Linked DNA regions of Homo sapiens: regions 1, 2 and 3 are each linked to region 4. A link is an interaction called in ENCODE POLR2A ChIA-PET data of the cell type or tissue named here. Cell type or tissue: GM12878. All regions are shown on one strand.

Region 1 (4,000 bases), 170 kb before region 4:
TTAGGGAATACCTTTTTTTTTTAAAAATTGTTTGTTATCTAACAAACTTGTTCCCATTAACTAACCAACTTCTGGTTCTTGTCATCTCTGATAAGAGTGCTTCCAACTGTGTTTAGCCTTAATCCCCGCATGCTAAACTGGACTCCCTGTCTGCTTCATGCCATGTAACATGTAAAGTGTGGATCAGTTTAAAGTAGTCCTACTGAGGTGATTGTATTACTTTTGGAGTTAAAATAATTGTGCCATTTACTGAGTGGCAGGGAGCAGAAAGATTAGTAATTTTGCACCTAATTCATGGAGTTCAGAAGCTTCTATCTTGTAATCTGGCAACTTTAATTATATATTGTTTTACTTATGAGATATTGTGGAAGGTCTGTTCCATTTTAAATCCTTAAGCCTTACCTGTTAATAAAAATGAAACCAAATGAATCTGTTTTTTCATGTGCTCAATTATCTTTCGTTTTTTTTCCGTCCTCCAGATAACTGTACTCTTTATATCCTGTGACTCCCTAAGACAAGCCTCAATTGCTTTTCCAGGCCCCCAGTCTTTGTTTTTCTGATTCCTTTTGTCCATAAACCTTTTCCATACTTGCCTCACCCTTGCAGGCATCTTTTATTCTAGGAGGTGAGAACTCCGTGGTATCTGTCTACATTTTTGTAGAAGAAGAGTGAGCGAGATTTTATTCTCATTATCCTTCTAGGTTTTAATCTTTCTTGGGACTTCAGACAATCCTATAACCTTCTGCCAGCTTCAGGTTTTTTTAATAAGGATTTTTTTTTTTGAGACAGAGGAGTCTCTCTCTCTCACCCAGGCTGGAGTGCAGTGGCGTGGTCTCTGTTCACTGCAGCCTCCAGCTCCTGGGTTCAAGCTATTCTCCCGCCTCAGCCTCCCGAGTAGCTGGGACTAACCAGCGTGTGCCACCACACCCGGCTCATTTTTGTATTTTTAGTAAAGACGGGGTTTCACTATGTTGGCCAGGCTGGTATTGAACTCCTGACCTCATGATCTGCCCACCTCAGCCTCCCAAAGTGTTGGAATTACAGGCGTGAGCCACCGTGCCTGGCCAAATAAGGATTTTTAAAATGCAGTTCTGATTCAGAATAAAATTATCGAAAGTGGAGCTGACCTGTCATTTTGCTCTTGGTGGAAGACTCATGTTTCCAGGACTTCCTGTTCCTGTCACTTCTTGCAGGTGGCTTTTGTCTTTCTTGCTCTCTTAGGCTGTAGGAAAGAGCCCACGCAGATTGTTCCAGAGGGCAAAGTATAGATCATTCCTGCGTGAGCAGCGACTGGCAGCTCGACTACCACTCTGGGTTTCTGGTTTTTTTTTTACACTTGTACCACAGTTTGTCTTGCCACAGATTTTACTATTTTAAGGGTGCTGCCCACCTCTACTGGGGTTCTTTTTTCCATTTGAAGAAATGTCCCAGAAAAGCATGGATTATAGAAAACACCTCCAGATGACGACACAACACCCACTTCTCTTAACGGGATTGTGAAGAGAGGACTCAGTCAATTCTGAAATAACCGCCTACATTGTGAGTTTGTCTGAGAAAAGGGGTTTTTGAGTCCATTTTATAGATGAGACAAGTAAGGTGAAAAACCAGTCAGATGGTTAGTTTTCTGAATTTGCTCCCCCCTTTTGAGTTCAGAGGACATAGAAGTAACATGAACGATCAGTGGAGCCCCAAAAAGGGGAGAAGAAAAGGTTGTAAAAGGGACTGTTGGCAGCCTTTGGAGAGGCTTTTTGCTTGGGAAAGTTGGAAGGGAGGGCAGTTTTGTCAGAAGTGTCCGTCTTCCCTGCATGTTTGTATTTGTTGTTTTTTGAAGAACCAGTTGGTGGAGCTACCCCCTTATACCCAGCTGGCTGTCTCTTTGAGTCATCATTGGAAGACTGACATCCCGTGTCCCTTGGGACTGGATGGTTTGTGCTCTTCTAGTTTTACAAATGCCCCCACCACATTCTTGGGTGTATCTGAGGCCCAGTGTGGGCTGCAGTTCTCCAGACTTGCAGGAACCAGTTTGATTTCCCAGGGCTGTTGACTTTTTCTTGTACTTGTATCATTGCCCCTGACTTTGAGGCTTAGGGGACCATGGAGCACTGGGGAAATCATATGCCCTCAGTCCTCACTAGGGGCTGGGCCATCCATTAAACAAAGGCTGTCCAGATGTGTTAATGAGGCGGTGTGAGTAATGGGAACATTATACATGATTACTTACATAATCATGGGACAGATGCGGGTGTTAGAGAAAGAGGAACCCTACTGGTAGAAGTTTTTGAGAGCTATTCTTGAGAGCTGGTGCTGCCTAAAAGGTCTCAATTGGATTTTAAGTTCTAATTTTGTAAGTCTGTCAAGCTCCACCACCCATGAAGAGGAAGGCCAGTGAACACTGAAATATTATCAACAGCAGTGTTTATTTACCATGCTCCTAGAAGGTTAACAAAATACATAGCCACAGGGCCGGGCGCGGTGGCTCATGCCCGTAATCCCAGCACTTTCGAAGGCCGAGGTGAGCGGATCACTTCAGGTCAGGAGTTCTAGACTAGCCTGGCCAACATGGTGAAACTCCGTCTCTACTAAAAATGCAAAAAAGTTAGCCAGGCGTGGTGGTGGGCACCTGTAATCCCAGCTACTTGGAAGGCCGAGGCAGGAGAATTACTTGAGGAGGATGGAGGTTGCAGTGAGGTGAGTGAGACTCTGTCTCCAAAAAAAACAAAACAAAAAACAAAAAAAAAACACCACAAAAACACACAAAAACAACCACTGTGTAACCACAGTTTTGCCCCTCCATACTCCCAGTAAGAGTCTTCCGTCATACACATTGGTAAACTAGGAATTCTTTTTTTTTTTTTTTTTTTTTGAGACGAGTCTCACTTTGTTGCCAGGCTGGAGTACAGTGGCGCTATCTCATTTTCCTGCCTCATCCTCTCGAGTAGCTGGGACTACAGGCACACACGACCATGCCCAGCTAATTTTTGTATTTTTAGTAGAGACGGGGTTTCACCCTGTTGGCCAGGATGGTCTCTATCTCTTGACCTTGTGATCAGCCCGCCTCAGCCTCCCAAAGTGCTGGGATTACAGGCGTGAGCCACTGCGCCTGGCCCAATTAGGAATTCTTAACAGTAACTTTTTTTCGGGGGAGGTGAGGAGGAGGAGTGAAAAGGATAGGTTGTGTGACTCTTGTCTACCTGGAGACCTGGTTTACTGGGACAGGAGAATGTGGGAGATCTTCTGACACCCAGTTTATTGATCTCTTAAAATCTTGGTGGTTCTGTCTCCATTATTTCCCAGCCACCATTTTGGTGAGAGCTTGGTCTGAAGTGGTAGTGTATTATCTGTTGGTTCTCTCTCGGTTTCAGCCAGCTGTTAGAGTGTTTGGTGCCTGTGGGGGCAGAAACAGGTGCCAGGAGGAAATGAGAAGGGATTAGGGCTGAGCATGTGTTTCTTGCATTTAGTCCTTCTATAGGTTTGCAGAAGGGGGCTGAGTGAATGCTTATTCTGTTAAGCAGCAGACTTTTGTGCTTTGTGTATATGCCTTATTACTGCTACTAAATGGACCTAAGTAATGAAATGCCTCAGATTTGGACAGGCTTGTGAATATATGGGGTACCTCTGCAGTAATGGACAAGGTTGGGAATGTGAGCCTACTTCAAGTTTGGCCTTGTGTTAAACTGGCTGTGTGACTCCAGGCAGGCTATACAACCTCGCTGAGCTATTTCCTCATCTGGACAACTTATTTCATGCACTTCACAGGCTTGTTGCTGGGAGAGGCAGGGGAATTTTTGATGTGAAAGCACTTTGTAAACTGCATACTGCTGCACAAATGCTCAAGGTATTATTACCCAGTTGGAAATCACCAACCTGGAGACATCAGGCCTGCCGGCGGCCTTCCTAGCTGACTCAGATATAAATGAATCAAATGAATTCTGCACTTTGATTCTTAATAAAGCAAGCTGATAGCAAGTAGCAGATGCACATTGGGAAACAGAACAAGGCT
Region 2 (4,000 bases), 170 kb after region 4:
CTCTGGTTAATTACTCCCACCTTAGTGTACTTATTTCTATTATTTCTATATTATATTCAAATTATATATTTGCCTTTCTAATCTATAAGCTTTGCCACAGTCCTTTAGCTCCCTGAGGACAGAGGACAGTAACATCATCCAACCTGAGTCACTTAAGTATTGTTCAATGGCAGCTGAATAGTTTTGTCTCACACGTTAAGCCAACTCTTGAAGTGAACCAACAAATTCTACTGAAGTTTACCACCTAGCATCATCATCCCTATCTGTAACATGCTAAGGGCTGCCAAGCCAGTAATATGCATAAGCCACATCCACGAGTCATCCAAACAAGTGAGACTCCTCACAGCCTCAGAAGTCTCCAAGTCAGATGACTTGGTGCCTTCTATTTTTACTCAAATTTAGCCATCATCATCACTGGGAATTGCTCCCCTTCTAAGATTTCAAACTGAAATCTCTTCTTTGACCACAAGATCCACCTCAACCACTAAAAGTGTTCTTCCCCTTTACGGGGTACCTCACCTGTACCATTCAGCCTGCTTATTCTGCTGGTCTGGTCAGGCCTCCCCTCTCTCTAGTCAGAACTCCACAGCCAATCATTTCAATCATAGTCTCACTAGCATCCATGGTTACCATGCCTGCTGGCCCATCTTACATGTCTTCCCATTTCCAACTCTGTGTTAACCAAAGCATATTTGTTTTGCTTTTTTATTTCTGCTTCTGAGCCTAGCCCTGAAAATTCAGATTATCATTCCTTACGTGAATTCTCAAAAAATTATTTAATCCTTCCATGTCAACTTTTCCCTATATTATCAGCCATCCTTTCCTTCTCTAAGGTCTTAGGAAAAGAGACATCCCTGGATACTCTCCAAGGATAACCTATCTGGATACCACTTCTTTCCATTTTCTTTGGTATCATAATGACTCCTTCAATATCTTCAACTATACCTCCCCTGACTTTGACCCGGATCCCATCTCATTACATTTTCATTTTTTTCTACCATTCATGATTGAATAGTTAGTTCATGTCACCTTTATTTCCTAACTACTCATACACTTCTTTTTTTGGAGACAGAGTCTTACTCTGTTGCCAAGGCTGGAGTGCAGTGGCACAATCTTGGCTCACTCACTGCAGCCTCTGCCTCCCAGGTTCAAGCAATTCTCATGCCCCAGCCTCCCAAGTAGCTGGGACTATAGGCGCCCACCACCACGCTGGGCTAATTTTTTGTATTTTTAGTAGAGATGGGGTTTCACCATGCTGGCCAGGTTGTTCTCGAATGCCTGACCTCAAGTGATCCGCTTGCCTCAGCCTTCCAAAGTGCTAGGATTACAGGCGTGAGCCACCATGCCCGGCCTATTCATACACTTCTGATTTTCAATTCGGATTCAACCTTTACAAACAGCTCTTTCAGGTCACCAATGACCTGTTCATTGTCAAATCCAACAGGCTCTCTCCATTCAGCTCAACTTCTCTGCATTACTTATATTATGGATAACCACCTTTCCTCCTTTAAACTCTCCTCTGTAGTTTTTTTGTCACTACGTTGCCTTAGTCTTCCTGTTTCTCTGACCACTTTTGTCCTACCTCATCCACTGGCTCTGCTTTCCAGAGCTAAGTCTTCAATGTCTTATGTCTTTAAAGACTATGAAAGCTTATGTACTCTACATGTGCTTACAATAATGGAATTCCTTCCCCATTAAAAATATAAAATAAGGACTTTTATGATCCTATCCTCTTTTTCTGCTGTCTAATATTTGAGTGATGTCACTAAAAATTTTAAATGAATGCAGTATTTGGGGAACACAGAAAAATTTCCTACTGCCAATATTAAAATAAGAACAACAACTGGTTTCAATAATCTTGTAGAGATTGGCCATATGCACCAGAAGGTGAACGTAACTCATCAACCTCAATGGAGTATTAGAAGGGAGAATCCAGAACATGGTGGATGATATTAATCTACATTACTAACTTTGAGGGTTACTAATTTGGTATTTTGGTTCTCAAAAGTTAGTTTTCCCCCAATTTAGAAAAGAGCTTCTAAATATAAGTTGAATAAAGCAATTGGAGGAAGTAACACCTTTTATTTTCCTGCAACCTGAAAAGGAAAAAGGCAATATTCAAAAAATAATAAATTGCCACAATATGTTCGAACAAACTTTTACAACTTTTTTTCTTCACTAATACTTTGGAAGAGCTATTAAATTTCTGTTTTTCTTGTTATAGGGTACTTTTTTTTTTTTTTTTGAGACAAGAGTCTCATTCTGTGGCACAGGCTGGAGTGCAGTGGCATAATCTTGGCTCACTGCAACCTCCACCTCCCAGGTTCAAGCGATTCTCCTGCCTTAGCCTCCTGAGTAGCTGGGGGTACCACCACGCCTGACTAGTTTTTGAATTTTTAGTAGAGATGGGGTTTCACCATGTTGGCCAGGCTGGTCTTGAACTCCTGACCTCAGGTGATCCCCCTCGGCCTCCCAAAGGAGGCCCTTCCAAAGTGCTGGGATTACAGGCGTGAGCTACCATGCCCAGGCCACGTTTTAAAAATATTAGCAAAACACTCAAGAAGAAACAATTTTGAATGAACACTGATAATAAAAATCTAGATATAATGCAACATTCAATTTAGGGTTTGTTCATATTTGAGATCTTTAATTGGACTGTGGGTGGATTTGATGTGCTGTTAATTGTACATAATTAGGAATGTGTGTATAAACAAGATATTTCAGCCTAAATTGAATTATTCTATCGGGTAATATACAACACTACCTAACCTTTTGCAAACTGCTATTCTCTTCTTTTTCTCTGAATATTGTCACACTAAAAAAAGTACGCCTCAGCACTGAGATGCAAGTAAAACTGACATTTTACATAATCTGTGTCCCTGCCCTGTCTTTTAATATTAACTTGATTGTTTTTTTCATCTCTTACTGTTATATAAGAAGATACTAAACTAGTCAACCAAAAGAAAAGAATGAGAAGGAAAAGGCATTTTATAAGGATTTCAAATCTTATTTTAAACCACTGATTGAAAAAAGAATGTATACAAGTAGTGGTTTACAAATTGAATTAAGAACAATGACAGCCATGACAACACATTGTATCACATGATCATTTAACATTACCTTCAACAAACTGGCCATGAACTTAATCATTTACTAGAGCCGTAGTAGGTCAAACAGAAATCCAGCCAAACAAAGCTGTTCAATAATAGCTATAGGAGGAATATGCCTTTATACCTTTTATCTTGAGAATTTGTCATTTTTTCTAAATCCAAACAGATCACACATATAAACAATTCAACCATAAATGATATACTTGGAAATCTTTAACCATTCGGTAAATCTAAAGGACAATGCTGGTTTATACGTGAAGTATAATAAGCATAAAACAACAAAATCAGAAGTGATTTAATAAGTAATTCAAAAAGTTTTCTCAGTTATTGAAATGAATCTCTCGAGAATAGGATTTCTACTACTTAATTGCTCATGAGTAATTAATTGAAAAATGGGAAACTGGAAGAACCTTGAGCTGCTGGAAAGTTTGTGTTTTTTTCTGTTTTTCACTAGTGTTTCTCCATGACCAGTAAGGGTCAACATAACCAAGAATTATTCTCTAGCGTCCCTCCTTCAGGCATTCCCTAAAAGTAAAAAGTAATGCTGGGTGCTTTTGGAATCTCAGAATATATTTCATCTGAGCCTCTAATTTTACAGATGGAGAGAGAAACTGTGCCTGAAAAGGTAAGAGACTCATCCAAAGTCACAAGACAGCAGCAGAGCAGGGCCCAGCACTGAAGACCTCTCAGGAGGTTCGAGTGACTGCAAGGTCAATTACAGGGGCACCTCTTGATCTTTGTCACCATTCCCTTTCCACATGGCCCAGACTGTACAAGAGAAACCAGAATCTTCTTAAACTATGATTCTCAACAACCTCAAAGTTAGCACTGCACCTTCCTAACACACCACTTATAAAGGTCATTAGCAGGAACTCTCACTTGGTACATGT
Region 3 (4,000 bases), 61 kb after region 4:
TGCTGGCTGGATGCAAGGTGATAATGGGGGTTTTGCTCACCTAAGCTGTGTTCTTGCAGCTTTCCCTAGTTTTACACGTGGATGGTGGAGCTGTTTTGGCCCAGGGCAAACCGGGTTACAGCACTCACACATGCTACATTAAAATCCATTTGAACTGTTGGCACAGGTTGGCAGACATTCCATTGTTTTCAGACAATAGTGACTCAAAGTTGAACTGGCTCCAGGGAGCAAGTGTGGCTTTTGTACAGTAACAGGGATTTAATGCCAGCCAATTGACGGAGTCTGTGTCTTGCCCAAGGAAGGGATGCCTTGTAATGACATGAAGCGTACATTTAAATATCTGGCTTGAGATCAGAAACTTGCGGTGGATCTCTTTTCCCTTGCTTAACACATTTCTTCTTTATTTACAGTGATTCTTTTTTTTGCCCCTTTCGTTTGTTTTGGGGTGTGGACAGGAAGAAGGTATTTTAATTTGGGGGTTAGTTCGGTCCCATCTTCAGGGTCTTCTTTTCCTTTGTTGCCTTGCTAGCAGATGTTTCGGCTGACTTTCTGTAATGGTCCTTGTCTGGATTTTTCTCTTTCAAGGAGGTTAGGCCTTCTGAACTGTATTATTTCAGGTCATACACTGCATAATTCCAGGATATCTTATAACTTTTGCTGGATGCCAAGTAAGGACTCCTGTTTCATACACATCTAATAATCTAATAATACACATCAGGATTCCCTCTTGTGTTTGGATGAGGTGCCTTTATTAGCATGGGTAATTGGCAAGATAGGGGCGTCTGGTTCTGGGAGGCGCTTGGAGACAGGTAAAAGTAGAAGGCCAGCTTTGTCAGCTTTCTCTAAAAATTATATTTTTCACATGTGGATCTTTGCCATTGCAGCAAGAGCTTTCGAAAAGATCATTCTTCTTATATTTGCGCAACTCCTTTCTCTGAAGAACGCAAAGCACTTATATACTTTATTCAAAATACTTCAGCAAGTCCTGGAGGGCGGATAAGAGGAAGCAGCCAGCTGGTCTGTAGTTCAGGGAATTGAGGCCCAAACGGGGTTGGTGAGCAGAACTAGACATCAAAATCAAGAGTCTGTGCATGGAGTGAGGGTATTAAAAACCTTGCGATCAGTTTCTCATAGGGCTGCCTTCCTTGAGGGTCTCTTCCAGGAAACTTGTGTCAGCATCTAAATATGCGAACAAAGCTTTTGGGGAACATTGTTTAGGACAAGCTCCCTGGAGGTATAGTTGTGAATTCCCCTAGGAAAGTGTATCTCTCTGCCTTTCAAATTGTTACAGGATTGCTATTAAATATGTTTCTAAAGTAACTTCTTTTGCCCATATCTTTTTCATCCCTCATTGGGAGCAAATCTTACCTTCTCAGGGATGAGGTGACCCTAAATCAAAATAATAGCCTTTGGATTTAAAGATTTTGCCTGCCGTGGTGTGAAAACACTTTTCTATAGGCCGTTTAACTTTCAGAGTATGTGTATACAAATCAATATATTTGTCTCTGTTCGTTAATGTAAAGCTATTTGTATCTGAGTACAATACAATTTCCTAATATGGTTCACAGTGATGAATGCTTTTTTTCTCTCCTTAAAGAAACTAGTCCAATTATTTCTTTTAATTGGGGACAGTGTGTGGAGGACTTCTATACATTGAACTTTCTGTCTTTCTCTCTCTTATGTTCACAGGGTTTAATCTTTCCCTGTGAGAGTGAATATTTTTTTTCCTTTCCTCTTCTCTCCCTTTCTCAAATCTTACAAATTAAGACAAAAGATAATTACTTGGAGGAGTAAAACTGGCAGGTTCCCACGACACTTAAAATTAATGAGCTGTTGAGTACAAAATATACCTTGTCTTTGGCTCTGTCGGTGTTGCCCAGTCCTCCCCCTGCCCCCTTTACTTCCCGTTTAACACATGATTTGACTTTCTGGCTATGTTTGCCATTTGGGTATATCGCTGCTCTAAAACAGCATGATGGTTACAAAAAGTGGGTTTGGTTGGAAACCTTCTCTTTGTTTGCAAATGAAAGTTAATTTGATTCAGTTTTTAATTTCCGTATGTTTGAAAACTCTTCCATTTCCAGATATCTCATCAAAATATTCTTTAGTAGAGTACCTTGCTGAAGTCTTCAGGGCAGCCAGTTTATGGTTCACTATGTTAATTTCACCTGCCTCCCTCTCGTCTCCGTTTCCCCTTTCCTATAATCCTGGTACTCACCGCTTTGCTGTCCATAGTATTTTCCTGAGCAGTAGGTTTTGTGACCTCAAAATACAATCAAAGAGTTGTGCATCTGGTTTCAGGTACGGATACTGCAATGAAGGATCTGTTTTTTTCAGATAAGAAAGATACTGCTGACTAACCACAGTCACACTCTTCAAGTGTCTGTGAAAGTCCCAGCTTAGCAACTGGCCTTGCCCTGCCAAGTGATTTATCACCGAACAGGTGACTCCTGTCAGTTTTTATGTGACACATCAAGCTTCTTGAAATCATCATGTAAGGAGTAATGGAACAGATGATCTGGCCCCAGGGTTTCAGGCATTTTGAATTCCAGACCCCTTTCTACTTTTAGAAGTTATTGAGGGACCCCAAAAGGCTTTTATTAATGTGGATTATATTTATTAATATCAGCTTTAATTCTCATATCTACCATATTAGAATTAAAAGTTAAGACACTTTAAGATATTTATTCATTTAAAAAATGACACAAACCAGTTACGTGTTAAACACATATAGCATTTTTTAATGAAAAATAATCATAGTCCAAAACCAAAAACTTATTAAGAGTTACATTATTTGACCTTTTTGTTAATCCCGTTAATGTCTTACTAAGTAGGATACAGCCATATTATGATTGCTTCTGTATTCATCTCTTGAGTGTTGCAGTACATAGTTTGGTTGATGTATATGAAGAAAATCAGCTTTGGATAAATATGTATGTACATGGGAAACGGTCTTTGTAGATGATTTCAGTACTTGATAGGATAGTAGGCTCTACTGGTAGTTTCCTACAGGTCAGTTGCTCTGGGAACCTGTACCTGTATCAGTGAACTTTTCATACTGTTACATTAATATCCATTGGTTTGTCTTTTTCTTTGAATGGACCTTTAACCCATGCACTGTTTTGTAGCATCCTATGTTGTTCATTTGAAAATAATGGTTCAGTGAGTTCTTGTTAGCACCTTTGGTAATGAACAAGGGTACATCATCAAAGAATTTCTGTCGAACTCATGATGGCAGATACTGGTTTTCTGAAATTCTAATTTTTGCCTGAAAGCATGAATTCTGTCATTGGCAGCAACGACTATTAGTTACTTTCCTTGAATAGACAGGCTTGCTTTGTTCATTTTTGAAAAAAATCTAGTAACTAAGTAAAAACTACAAATAACTAAGTCCGAAGAACTATAGTGTGTTGGTCCTTCTTGAAATAAAAACAACATCCTATGAAAAAGGGGCTAGCCCAAAACTTGCACAATCACACAAGTGCTTTTCCCTAGAGATGATCATTGTATTTCTGTATATAGGAGAAGTGCTTTATGTGTAATAGCATCTTGTCACACAAAGTATGTGTGCTCAGGGGCCATGATTCAGTCATACTCACTGTTTGTATGACTTTATCAAGGTCATTCTTAAGTGAAACTGGCTGTTTTTTTTTTTTAACTGCTACTAATCCATGGTAGGGATGAAATGCATATTAGACTAGTGTATAGTAGTTTGGTGCCATTGCCTTTGTTTATGCTAAAGTACCCGTGATTTCACCCATATTTTAAAAATATATTTTGTTGAGATAAAATTCACACATTATAGAATATACCCATTAAATGTACTGTAGCATGTATCAATACTTGATTTCCTTTTTATGGCTAATACTTCATTGTATGGATATACCACTTTATCTAAATAAATATCAGTTGGATCTTCGGTGATTTCCCCCAATTTTTAACGATTAGTAATAATTCTGCTGTGAATATTTGTGTGCAAGTTTTTATGTGGACATATTTT
Region 4 (4,000 bases):
TTTGGTCTGAGTTACTTTGATGGTATAAAATACTTTTATTTACTTCGAGTTTGAAAGGAAGATAAGCCCAAATGTATACGAATCTTCTTGATAGCATGCATGAATTGGGATTATTCAAAGTGAGCATCCTTAATAATTGGAATTATATTAAATAAGTGCCTAGTTTTTACTCATTCCTGTATCAAAAATAAATTAGTAGTATAATTTACTATTAAATGCAAAAAAGTGAAAGCAAAACAATCAGCAAAAGGCTTAACATTTCTCTTAACCCTTGATTTATATTTAGAAGCTTCCACTGATCAGGTTATTTGGAGTTTATTTTGTTCTTACAACCTGGAGATATATTTTATAAATAAGAGAAGTACTAGTTTAATTTTCAACTTTAGAGTTATCATGGGTGAAATGTACTCTCTACTACAGAAAGTAAAGAAAAATTGAGTAATAGATTATGATGTGGCAGTTTTGAACACAAAAGATGTGGAAGTAAATATAAAGTAAATATGGGTAAATCTCGCCTATCTTCTGTTTCAAGTTATCTACGTAGTTGCCATTTTTGTTTCTAGTATCATTTGCATTTGCTTTTGCTTGAAGGATTTTAACATTTCTAACATTAGGTCTGCTGTTGATCATTCAGCTTTTGTATGTCTGGGAAGATCTCATTTCACCCACATTAAAAAAATACTTTTATGATAATTGTAGAATTACATGCAGTTATACAAAATACACCTTCATTTCTTATAGATATTTTTGCTGGGTATAAAATTTTAGGTTAATAGTCATTCACCATCAGTACTTCAGTGACACTGCCCCACTGTCCCGATGTGCATCATTTCTGATGAGAATCCTGTTGTTATTTTCATAGCTTTGTAGGAGCAATCATTTACCACAATTTTCTTTTGAATCCCTTACTGGTTTTAGGCAATTTGATACGATGTGCCTTGGCAGTTTTTATTTCCAGAGTTTGAGATTCATTGAGTGTATTAGGTTTGTAGATTTCATTTACTATGGAAAAATTAGAGCCATTATTATTTCAAATATTTTCGTGTGCATTCGTCTCCCCTTTGGGGACCTAATTTTCATATATATTACTCTGAAGTTGTCCCATAGCTCATGTGTTTTGTTCCTTTTTTGATCTGTATGTTGCATTTTAGATAGTTTATACCCTAAATCTGCTGGTAAGACTATTGAATATATCTTTTATCTCAGACATTGTTATTATATTTTAGAAGTTACAGCTGGGCACGCCTGTAATCCTAGCACTTCGGGAGGCCGAGGCGGGTGGATCACCAGGTCAGGAGTTCAAGACCTTCCTGGCCAACATGGTGAAACCCTGTCTCTACTAAAAATACAAAAATTAGCTGGGCGTGGTGGTGCGCATCTGTAATCCCAGCTACTCAGGAGGCTGAGGCAGGAGAATTGCTTGAACCCAGGAGGCGGAGGTTGCAGTGAGCCAAGATCACACCACTGCACTACAGCCTGGGTGACAGAGCAAGACTCCATAAAAAAAAAAAAAAGAAGTTAGATTTTGGTCTTTCCATAATCTTCAGTGTCTCTAGTAATATGCTTATTCTTTGGTGTTTCTTGAACATGTGGAGTACAGTTACAAGAGATATTTGAGTATATGTGCTATTTTTGTCTTCCATTATTTACAAAACAGTTTTGATTGATTAATCTTCCTCCTCATCAGTCATATTTTCCTGCATCTTTGCATGTCTGGTAGCTTTTTATTACTTGACAGACACTAAATTTTTCTCTGGCTGTGGGAAATGTTCGTATTTCTCTACATATTCTTGAGCATTGTTCTGAGATCTGATTATTAGGGAACAGTTTGATCTGTTTGGATCTTGGTTTCAAGCATGGTTAGGTAGGGCCAAAGCAGTGTTTACTGTGAGGCATTGTTTCCCTGCTACTCAGGCAAAAACCCTTACGAGTATTTTACTTGATGTCCTATGGATTATGTTTACCATGTAGGCTAGTAAGAATGGGCACTATTCCTGGTGCTTTTACAATTTGGATACTGTTCCTGCTAATCCTTTCTGGAAATACTTTCTCTTGGGTAGCTTCCTAACACAAATGTGCTTGTTAGTACTCAGCGGAAGACATGAGGAGCGCCTTTGGCAGATTCCATTGTTGTCTGTGTGGCTCTGGCCTCTGCTGTGCTCTGCCTTACACATTATATCACCTTGGCCTCCCCTTGTGTTTCTCAACCCCGGCTCTGCTTGCCCTTTCCGTAACTGCTGCAGCCTGGACATTCTCTCAGGGCAGTGAGCTGGAGGGATCATTTGTTTTCCATCCGTCAGGGATCACAGTATGTTGCTATATGGTGGCCGTTGTTTTGTGTGGATTTTTAGTTCTTTCAGACAGGCAAGAGGTATAAATCCTGTCTAGCTTCACTAAAAGCGGAAGTTCTTTCTGTTCTTTGAATGTTGAATGAGAGTGTGAGAGAGACACGTACCATCAGGAAATGGAACTAGCCACGGTCATAGCTTTTCATTTAGTTTTGTTAGTCTTTAAAAAAAAAAAAAGGTGAACAGCGTAAGTAAGCCCTGACTCCAAGAAAAAAAATTCAAAATTAATAAACATAAGCATTCGGCCTATAATAAAAATAGTAAACTCCATTCCATAATAAAGCCTGTGACTATTAGAAGTCCTTCTTTGAAGCTATGTAATCTGTCTCTTCCGTTAGGAAGAACTGACCTTAGCCTAGATAATATTGTGCTAAAAATTTTTACCTTAATTCTTTTGAAATACCTGTTTTTAAGGTTTTACCACCCTCACTTGGCAGCTGAGTTAATAGGATTTGGATCTAAGCTTTCACATCTATAATGCCTGGACTTTGCCACTGTACCATGTCACCTTCCATAAGTTGTAGCAAATGTAGGTCTGAATTTTCAGGTGTGTGCATCTGGACAGCAGTTGGCTTGGTGAGCTGTACTGGGGGTGGGGGTGCAGTTTGAACTGGGGTCTGGCCTGGTCCACAACTGTGCTGAGGGGCACCTCTTGCTGTCATGCCTAGTGTTACTCTTCAGCTGACCTCTTCTAGTAAATAATCTCTTCTGCCAAGGGATGTATTCCTTCTTTTCTGAAGTACATGAAATGCCTTGCTTCATTATAAACTGAGCGATGGATAGAAAGGGGAAAAGTTTTAGCTTATCTTGAGCAGAACCTACAGCTCCCGAAATCCTCTCTTGGGTCCTCCAATGTTAGAGGTCCTTTTGTTTAAGGACCCTGGAGAGAAGCGCGTCCAGGAGAGGGCCCAGCTCAGCTGACTGTTGTTTCAGGTAGCTGCTGCAAGTAGATCTGTGATTACTTGTTGATTTTAGTGGGTGGTTCTCTGTCCTTCTGGACGAATACTCTTTTTCTTTACTTTTCCTGCAGTGAGCTGGAGTTGGTAGGTTTGGGGTGGCTCACATCACAGTGCTTGCTTGTGCATATTCACCTTTCCCATGGAAATCTTCCAAGTGTGGGAGGGAAGTTTGTATTTCACGCACTGTGCCTTCACCTTGATCAGCAAGGTGAACCTGAGTTCCTGGGTTTCAGTGTCTGAGGTTGGATAGCACAGAGCTAAGGAAGCGTTTTCTGAGTGTGCCAGCAATTCTCGCTGGGCTGTGCATGCTCTGTTTCCTGGAGGCTGCACATGCTGCTCATCGACATTCGTGGTCAGGTTCTTTCCCTGCAGCAAAAACCCTTGGTTCAGACCTCATTTAACTCACAATTTCTCACCTCTGCTCTAGGGGTACCCAAGATGGTGGCTGTGTCTCCCCACTTCTGCTTCCCCATCAGGAAATAGAGCCCCACCATGGGTGTCTACACAATAGATGAAGCTGGTCAAATAAACACGAAATCTGACTGGTTTTGTGTGGGCTTCCCCGCTCCCCCTCCCTCTCTCAGAATTTTAAGTGCTTGGCAGAATACTGCTTATGTGACTCTGTTTTGGGATTATAAAACAATCTTTTGTATTGCTCCAGTTTACAGGAAGCAGCTCCTTTTTTCTCATTAA

What was found. Peaks named below come from ENCODE experiments on the same cell type or tissue, not always from the same donor. Only the 100,000 strongest peaks of a DNase experiment are listed, where the experiment ranks them.
Region 1: POLR2A ChIA-PET joins it to region 4 with 6 read pairs; 12 of 35 experiments call an interaction of 5 or more read pairs at or near these places.
Region 2: POLR2A ChIA-PET joins it to region 4 with 8 read pairs; 2 of 35 experiments call an interaction of 5 or more read pairs at or near these places.
Region 3: POLR2A ChIA-PET joins it to region 4 with 5 read pairs; 3 of 35 experiments call an interaction of 5 or more read pairs at or near these places.

What each region holds. Positions count from the first base shown.
Region 1 is chr6:15,252,297-15,256,296 of GRCh38, forward strand. All of the region lies in intron 1 of JARID2 (jumonji and AT-rich interaction domain containing 2), which reads left to right. Among named protein-coding and RNA genes, the nearest start is that of JARID2-AS1, 5.6 kb to the left of the region's middle. RefSeq lists enhancers at 1-119, 2,152-2,221. In GM12878, a CTCF peak has its summit at 1,847 (motif pointing right); DNase peaks (open chromatin) are centred at 1,605, 1,975, 3,415 and 3,735; H3K4me3 peaks cover 3,808 bases; H3K27ac peaks cover 4,000 bases.
Region 2 is chr6:15,588,882-15,592,881 of GRCh38, forward strand. All of the region lies in intron 7 of DTNBP1 (dystrobrevin binding protein 1), which reads right to left. Among named protein-coding and RNA genes, the nearest start is that of DTNBP1-AS1, 45 kb to the left of the region's middle. In GM12878, no CTCF peak of the experiment used is centred here; no DNase peak of the experiment used is centred here.
Region 3 is chr6:15,479,745-15,483,744 of GRCh38, forward strand. All of the region lies in intron 5 of JARID2 (jumonji and AT-rich interaction domain containing 2), which reads left to right. Among named protein-coding and RNA genes, the nearest start is that of DTNBP1-AS1, 64 kb to the right of the region's middle. In GM12878, no CTCF peak of the experiment used is centred here; a DNase peak (open chromatin) is centred at 2,363.
Region 4 is chr6:15,418,900-15,422,899 of GRCh38, forward strand. All of the region lies in intron 3 of JARID2 (jumonji and AT-rich interaction domain containing 2), which reads left to right. Among named protein-coding and RNA genes, the nearest start is that of DTNBP1-AS1, 130 kb to the right of the region's middle. RefSeq lists an enhancer at 3,601-3,660. In GM12878, no CTCF peak of the experiment used is centred here; DNase peaks (open chromatin) are centred at 2,400 and 3,643; H3K4me3 peaks cover 885 bases; H3K27ac peaks cover 2,364 bases.